Regions from separate parts of the Homo sapiens genome. Here region 1 is linked to region 2. A link is an interaction called in ENCODE POLR2A ChIA-PET data of the cell type or tissue named here. Cell type or tissue: IMR-90. All regions are shown on one strand. Links, peaks and the distances in the headings refer to the core of each region. The heading gives the core; the rest is flanking DNA. Region 1 has its middle 4.8 kb from the start of CLEC10A. Region 2 has its middle 69 kb from the start of ALOX12.

Region 1 (4,403 bases), core at 217-4,216, 160 kb after region 2:
AGGAAAGGGGTTTAATTGCTTCGTAGTTCTGCAGGCTGTGCAGGAAGCATGGTGCCGGCCTCTGCTCAGTTTCTGGGGAGGCCTCAGGAAACTTATGATCATGGTGGAAGATGAAGGGGGAGCAGGTGCCTCACATGGTAAGAACAGGAGCAAGAGAAAAGACAGGGGATCAGATTTTAAATGACCAGATCTCACGGCTGTGCGCAGTGGCTCACGCCTGTAATCCCAGCACTTTGGATGGCCAAGGCGGGCGGATCATGAGGTCAGGAGATCGAGACCATCCTGGCTAACACAGTGAAACCCTGTCTCTACTAAAAATACAAAAAATTAGCCAGGCGGGGTAGCGGGCACCTGTAGTCCCAGCTACTGGGGAGGCTGAGGCAGGAGAATGGCATGAACCCAGAAGGCGGAGCTTGCAGTGAGCCGAGATCGCGCCACTGCACTCCAGCCTGGGCAACAGAGCAAGACTCCATCAAAAAAAAAAAAAAAAAAAAAAAGACCAGATCTCACGAGAACTCCCTCACTATCATGAGAACAGCACCAAGGAGATGGTGCTAACCATTCATGAGAAATCCATCCCATAATCCAATCACCTCCTACCAGGCCCCACCTCCAACATCGGGGATTACAATTCAAGATGAGATTTGGGCGGGGACACAGATCCAAACCATACCAGAGTGTCAAGAAAGGCCTCACTGGGAAGGTGATATCTGAGCAAAGTTTGAAGGAGGTAAGGAAGCAAGTCACAAGGGGCTCTGGCAGGAAGAGTGATGCAGGGAGCGGGCAGAGCAAGTGCAAAGGCCCTGAGGTGGGAGAACGTCTGGTGTGTATGAGGATCATCCATTTGACAGACTTGCCAGAGATTTTATAGAGAAGTGAGTCAGGGAGGAGAAGAGTAGATGAGCGATGGGGGAAAATGTGAGCCTTGTTGGCTGTTATTAAGGACTTGTTTTTACTCTGAGTCAGAGATGCAGACTTTGAAGGGGTTGGAGCAGAGGAATGACATAACCTGACATATGTTAACTGTAACGGTGTGGCTTTTGTGTTGTGAATTTGATGAAACAAGCTGGAAACAGAGAGTCTAGGTAAGAAGCTGCTGTCATATCCAGGTGAGAAATGAGGTGGTCAGAAGTGTTGTGATTCTGGATATATTGTGAAGGTAGAGCAGACAGAATTTCGCTGATAAATTGCTTGCGGGTTTCATGAAAAAAATAGTTCTTCTAGTCCCCAAAATAAACTAAACATTGAGCATTTTCTATAAATTGCTGACTCCCTAGAAAAACAACTCTAACCCTGATGTTTGCAATGCTGACGCCTGGGTAGGTCATGACCTTTCGTGCATATGAAAATCATGTGAGAAAAGCGCTGGGTTTTGCCATCATGAGTAGACTGATAAAAACGTGCTCACAATGGTAATCTTGGAGAATTTCCCTTTCAATACTTGTTGTGGTTTTAGTTTGGCAAGCCTGTCCTTCTAAAGCCTGATTTATTTGCCAGGTCTTGGCAAGCAATCTTCTTTTCTTTCCTAAATGCTTCTGTCCCTGAGACCCCTTTCACTGTTGACAATGATCGTTTCCCTCTTCCGCCACATTTTCCGCAAATTCTTACCCTCTCCTAGAACCGCTACTGGTCAGGACTTTTTTTTTTTTTTTTTAAGCTAGGAACAAGAGAAAGCACGCTCGTGCCACCAGTTCTCCATGAGATTCTTCCAGACCATACAGAAAGACAAGTGATTGGAACATATGAAGGTTGAAAGGGAAAGAGAACTGTCATTATTGGTAAATGACATGATTGTCTACTTTAAAAATCCAAGAGAAACAGCCCCTCCTGGGCTCAAGTGATCCTCCCGCCTCAGCCTCCTGAATAGCTAGGACTACAGGCATGCACCACCACACTAGTTAAACATTTTACTGTGTAGAGAACAGATCTCACTATTGTTCCCCAGCCTAGTCTCAAACTCCTGGCCTCAAGCAATCCTCCCACCTCAGCCTCCCAAGGTGCTGGGATTACAGGTGTGAGCCATCATGCCCAGCCTGTGTTCTCTTCGATAATTTTTATAGTTTCAGCTTTGATGTGTGTCTATGATCATTATGAATTAGATTTTTTCATATATATACAGTTGTTCCAGCACCATTTATTGAAAATACTTTTCTCCATTTAATTATTTCTACCTATATAGTTGATAGAATTCATCAGAGACGTCATCTGAAACTGGATATTTTCTTTGTTGAAAGATTTTAAATTGTGAATTTATTTGAATTCAGGAAAGTCTGTTCAGATTTCCTATTGCGTTTTTAGTTTTGGTAATGTGTATCTTTCAAGTAATTTTTCCATTTTATTCTATTTATGGGCAAATTTATTGGCAAAAAGTTGTTCATATTATCCTTTTGATGTATGTAGGAGCTGTATTTATATTTTCTTTCTTTTTTTTTTTTTTGAGATGGAGTCTCACTTGTCGCCCAGGCTGGAATGCAGTGGCGCCATCTCGGCTCACTGCAAGCTCTGCCTCCCGGGTTCACGCCATTCTCCTGCCTCAGCCTCCCGAGTAGCTGGGACTATAGGCGCCCGCCGCCACGCCTGGCTAATTTTTTTTTTTTGTATTTTTAGTAGAGACAGGGTTTCACCATGTTAGCCAGGATGGTCTCGATCTCCTGACCTTGTGATCTGCCCGCTTCGGCCCCCCAAAGTGCTGGGATTACAGGCGTGAGCCACTGCGCCCGGCCTTATATTTTCTTTCATTCTTAACACTGGCAATTTGGGGGTTTGTTTGTTTGTTTTTGAGACAGAGTCTCACTCTGTTGCCCAGGCTGGAGTGCAGTGGCATGATCTCGGTTCATGCAGCCTCTGCCTACCAGATTCAAGAGATTCTTGCGCCTCAGCCTTCCAAGTAGCTGGGATTACAGGCGTGCGCCACCATGCCCAGCTAATTTTCGTTTTGTTTGTTTGTTTGTTTTTTGAGACAGAGTCTCGCTCATTGCCCAGGCTGGAGTGCAGTGGCACGATCTCGGCTCACTGCAAGCTCCGCCTCCCGGGTTCACGCCATTCTCCTGCCTCAGCCTCCCGAGTAGCTGGGACTACAGGCGCCCGCCACCATTTTGTATTTTTAGTAGAGACGGAGTTTCACCGTGTTAGCCAGGATGGTCTCGATCTCCTGACCACGGGATCCGCCTGCTTCGGCCTCCCAAAGTGCTGGGATTACAGGCGTGAGCCACCACACCCGGCCAATTTTCGTATTTTTAGTAGAAATGGGGTTTTACTACGTTGGCCAGGCTGGTCTCAAACTCTCAGCTTTAAGTGATCTGCCCACCTTGGCCTCCCAAAGTGCTGAGATTACAGGAATGAGCACTGTACCTGGCCAACACTGGCAATTTATGTCTTCACACTTTTTTTCTATCAATTTTATCAATTTTATTGATCTTTTCAGAAACAGTTTCTGGTATAATTAATTTTCCTTGTTTGTTTATTTCATTGACTTCCGCTCTTATTTTCTTCATGTTTGTACATTGGATATAAACATCTTTTTCTGGTCTCTTAAGGTAGAAGCTTAGATTCTTTGATTTTTGGCCCTTTCTCTTTTTCTAGTATAAGCAATGAATGTTGTAAAATTTCATCTAAGCATTGTTTTGAATGCAGCATCTTCTCATTTTCTTTTTGTTGTTGTTGTTGTTGAGACGGAGTCTCGCTCTGTCGCCCAGGCTGGAGTGCAGTGGCAGCGCTATCTTGGCTCACTGCAAGCTCCACCTCCCGGGTTCACTCCATTCTCCTGCCTCAGCCTCCCAAGTAGCTGGGACTAAAGGTGCCCGCCACCATGCCCGGCTAATTTTTTGTATTTTTAGTAGAGACGGGATTTCACTGTGTTAGCCAGGATGGTCTCGATCTCCTGACCTCGTGATCCACCTGCCTCGGCCTCCCAAAGTGCTGGGATTACAGGCGTGAGCCACCGCGCAGGGCCCTCATTTTCATTCAGTTAAAAATATCTTCTAATTTATGGTTTCTTTTTTGATCCATAGGTGATTCAGAGGTATATTGTTTAATTCCAAAATATTTGGATTTTTTTTTCCACTTTTTTTGTTATTGATTTAATATATTTAATATTTAATTCCATTTTGATCTTAGAAAATGTATTATTTTTAGCTTTAAACATTTATTGAGGGCTTCCAGTTCCAGGTAAAATGATGGAAACACATTCCATCCTTTCTGTCCCATTGAATACAACTCTAAAATGTGGGTAGAATATATGCATCAGCTTATTGAAAACCCTGAAAAATGAATTGTAACATGTTTGTCATAGAAAAACACCAGAATTTGAAGTATCACTGAACTGGCAGCAAGTTTACCATTTTTTCTTCTATGGTTCCCCAACCTGAGTTCAGCATGGCCAAAATTCTGGAAATGAACACTGT
Region 2 (4,403 bases), core at 270-4,269:
TTTTTTAAGGCTTCATAGTATTCCTTTCTGTAAGTATGCAACATTGTCTTTATCCACTCATTTGTTGATGCACAGTTAAGTTGATTCTGTAACTTGCTATTGTGAATAGTGCTGCAATGAACATGGGGTATAGACATCTCTTCAACAAACTGATTTTAAACCTTTTTGGTAAATACCCAGAAGTGGGATTTCAAGATCATATGGCAATTTTATGTTTAGTTTTTTGAAGAACCTCCATACTGTTTTCCATATTGACTATACTAATTTATATTCCCACCAACATTGTACAATTGTTCCCTTTTCTCCACATTCTTGACAACATTTATCTTTCATATTTTTGATAAAAGCCATTCTGACCAGTATGAGATGATGTCTCATTATGGCTTTAATTTGCATTTCCCTAATGATTAGCAATATCGAGTATTTTTCATTATATCTGTTAGCCATTTATATGTATTCTTTTGAGAAATGTCTTTATCTCTGGAATGCAAGGAGGGTTCAACATATGCAAGTCAATAAATGATATGCCACATTAACAGAATAAATGACAAAAATCATATGATTATCTCATCAGAAGCAGAAAAAAATTGACAAAATTCAACATCCCTTAACCATAAAAACAATCACCAAATTAGGTATACAAGAAAGGTAGCTCAACAATAAAAGCTATCCAGAGATGCTGACAGCTAACAGTGACTCAGCAGTGAATAACTGAAAGCCTTTCCCCCAAGATCTGGAACAAGACAACAATGCCCACTCAACATGGAATTGGAAGTTCTAGACAGAGCAATTAAGCAAGAAAAAGAAATTGGCAATAGATTTAACCAAGGAGACAAAAGACTTATACAACGAAAACTATAAGGTGTTGATGAAATAAACTGAATAAGACACAAATAAATGGAAAGATATTTCATGTTCATGGTTCAGAAGAACTAATATTACTAAAATGTTATACTACCCAAAGTGATCTACAAATTCAATGCAATCCCTATGAATATCCCAACATCACTTTTCATAGAAATAAAAAAAAAATCCAAAACTTCATATGGGGCTGGACATGGTGGCTTACACCTGGAATCTCAGCACTTCGGGAGGCCGAGGTGGGAGGATCACCTGAGATCAGGAGTTCGAGACCAACCTAGCCAACATGGTAAAACCCCATCTCTGCTAAAAATACAAAAATCAGCCAGGCATGGTGGCACTCACCTGTAATCCCAGCTACTTGGGAGGCTGAGGGACGAGAATCACTTGAAGCTGGGAGGCGGAGGTTGCAGTGAGCCTTGATTGCACCACTTGCACTCCAGTTTGGGCCATAGAGTGAGACTCCATCTCAAAAAACAAAACAAAACAAAAATTCATATGGACAACAAAAACCTCAAACAACCAAGGCAATCATGAACAAAAAGGACAAAGCTGGAGGTATCACACCACCAGATTTCAAAGTATACTACAAATCTATAGCAATCAAAACAACATGGTATTGGAAAAAAAAAAAAAAAAAAAGACAGACACATTGACTAATGGAGTGGAATAGAGAGCTTGGAAATTAACCTACTACTATACAGTCAATTGATTTTCAACAAAGGTACCAGAATACGCAATAGGAAGAGGACAGTCCCTTCAATAAATAGTGTTGGGAAAATGAAATTTCCACCTGCAGAACAATAAAATTGGACCCTTATCTCACACCATATATAGAACTAAAAATCAAATTAAAATGAATTAAAGATTCAAACGTAATACCAGAAACTCTAAACTTACTGGAAGAAAACACAGGGAGGAAAAACTACATGACACTCTCTGGGCAACGGTTTTTTGGATGTGACCCCAAAAGCACAGGCAACAAAAGCAAAAATAGACAAATCAGATTACATCAAACTAAAAAGCTTCTGCATAGCCAATGAAACAACCAACAGCATGCAGAAACAACTCACAGATTGGGAGAAAACAGCTGCAAGCCATACATCTGACAAGGGATTAATATCCAAAATACAGAAGGAGCTCCAACAACTCAATATTAAGAAAACAAGAAACCCAATTAGAAAATGAGCAAGGGACCTGAATACACATTTCCACTAAAGTTTTTAAGACATAAACATACTTTGGCATAAACACTGTATTATATGCAATTACTTTTTGTAAATAATTTTTGTAAAGCCATCAGATATATATCCAAATGATTTTTCACCTGAGTGTAAGACAGGAAAATGTTTAAATTAATACATAAATCAAATCATCTGCACTGGCATTGTTAACCTAGAAGAAAGTGGCTGCATAGAGAATAGTAAAAGCAAGGATATTTAGTCCATACTTTCAAATGGGGCTTGATGATTTGAAACAACAAAGTTGTTCACTGGCAGAATTTCCCACCAAGTCTGTATAAATTATGTGCTATTTGATAAAAGATAGCCTGAATGAAGCTAATTTTTTTATCTTCAGTATTTGCTTTAAGAGAAAAATCCTGAAGCTTGTAGGGATTTCTAATGCCAAAAAAGATGATGAAATGGGAGAGTATATTTAGCAATCATGGTGACTAAGCTCATGGTAACTGGCATATGTAAAATTTTAGTTTGCATTCCAATTACTTAAACTGAGATGTTCTTGATCAGTTGAACATACTGTGAGTAGACGATCTCTTTCTCAGAGAAACAAGATGGAGAGATCTTCAGAGAATGGCCCCACTGAAGCTCATTGGTAAATGAGCTTTCTCCAGATTTTGTTGATTTCCTGAGTTTTTCCATAATTCCTCAGTTCCCTGGCCATTTTCTGATAGACCATGGTCTTCCTATTGCCCTTTCTTATTCCTCAAAGTTTGGCAAATTTTTCTTCATTTTTTGATACAAACTGGAAACTGCCTTTGGTTTTATCTACTTACTGAATGCAGATGCCATCTTGGGATTATACTGAGATTTGTGAAGTTATTCAAACAGTCAGAGAAGCTTCCCGCCTTGTCCTCCCTGTTGCTGGAAAACAGCAGACTGCACCAGCTGGCTTTCAGTTATGTTCCACAAAGATCAATGAATGGTTCCTTCAAAATAGAAGTCTGCAGCATTATTTATTAAAGTTCTCCAATTATAAATAGATTCCTCTGTAAGCAACATTCCATAGCAGTTGGAATCTCCTCTGACATGGGTACAATCACTGATGAAAACCAGGTAAGTTTTGAAGATCTCCAGTTGAATGTTGCCTCAGTACCTCAAAAGCATCTTCAAATGCTTGAGCCAGCTTGTCTCGTTCACACAAGTTATGCTTCACTAATAAACTGATGATTCTGTCCATCAGTGCCCAATCTAGCATGTACTTGTAGATGTGGAGATAATCTTCCCTCCTCTGAAACACACATCTGCACTCCCCACCACCCACTTTAATTTTGTTAAAGCAGTTTTGAGTTGGGTTTCTGTCATCTGCAAAGGAAAAAGTCCTGAGTCATTTATACCTAAGAATCAGATAATTTAAGTAACAGGCTCTAACATATGAAAATAGCTGAGATAGTGTGGGGTGCAAAACAGAGAGGAGATAATTATTCCCATCCCTAAATAATATTTGAAAAGTTTTGTTATACAGTAGAAATGCAACTGGCTATCCAATGATTTGTTAAATCTTTGGACTCAGCCCCAAGAAAAATAGCAAGATATTGAACATTACTTGTGGCCTCAAATAATATTATATGAGAAAAGCAGAAGTTCAGTCCAAGCTATACTATCTAAAAGCAGAGAGGGAATAATGAAACTTCATTTTTTAGAAAAATCTTTATACCCATACCTTGCAATCCTTGAGGACTGGGAGTCAGAATTTGAAAAGGCCAAATTCTGCATCCTAAGCTAAAATTTGTGAAGACAAAAGCAAAGAGATAAAGAAATACCATACTAAAATATTGGGAAAGAAATTGAAAGGGACACAACAAAATGAAAAGATATTCCAGATTCACGAACTGAAATACTTAATATTGGTTAAATTATAATACTACTCAAAGCAATTTACAGATTAAATGCAATCCAATTACATTCTCTACAGAAATAGAAAAAAATCTTAAGACATATATGGAACCACAAAAGACCCCAAATAACCAAAGCAATCTGAGCAAAAGGAACAAAGCTGGAGGCATTACACTACCTGACTTCAAATTTTACTACAAAGCTATAGTAACCAAATCAGTATGACACTGGCATAAAAACAGACAGAATAGACCAATGGGACAGAATAGAGAACGCAGATGTAAATCCACACATTTACGGCCAGCTCATCTTCAACAAAGGTACCAAGAACATATAATGGGGGGAAGGATAGGCTTTTCAATAAATGGTGCCAAGAAAACTAGATAACTATATGCAGAAGAATGAAACTGGATCCTTCTCTCTTACCATATACAAAAAGCAAATCAAAATTGATTAAAGATTAAATCT

Evidence for each region. Peaks named below come from ENCODE experiments on the same cell type or tissue, not always from the same donor. Only the 100,000 strongest peaks of a DNase experiment are listed, where the experiment ranks them.
Region 1: POLR2A ChIA-PET joins it to region 2 with 5 read pairs; 2 of 35 experiments call an interaction of 5 or more read pairs at or near these places.

The regions. Positions count from the first base shown.
Region 1 is chr17:7,082,896-7,087,298 of GRCh38, forward strand. No RefSeq gene overlaps it. Among named protein-coding and RNA genes, the nearest start is that of CLEC10A, 4.8 kb to the left of the region's middle. In IMR-90, for the core only: no CTCF peak of the experiment used is centred there; no DNase peak of the experiment used is centred there; H3K27me3 peaks cover 325 bases.
Region 2 is chr17:6,924,955-6,929,357 of GRCh38, forward strand. It overlaps the pseudogene SPICP3. Among named protein-coding and RNA genes, the nearest start is that of ALOX12, 69 kb to the right of the region's middle. In IMR-90, for the core only: no CTCF peak of the experiment used is centred there; a DNase peak (open chromatin) is centred at 2,517; H3K27ac peaks cover 298 bases; H3K27me3 peaks cover 447 bases.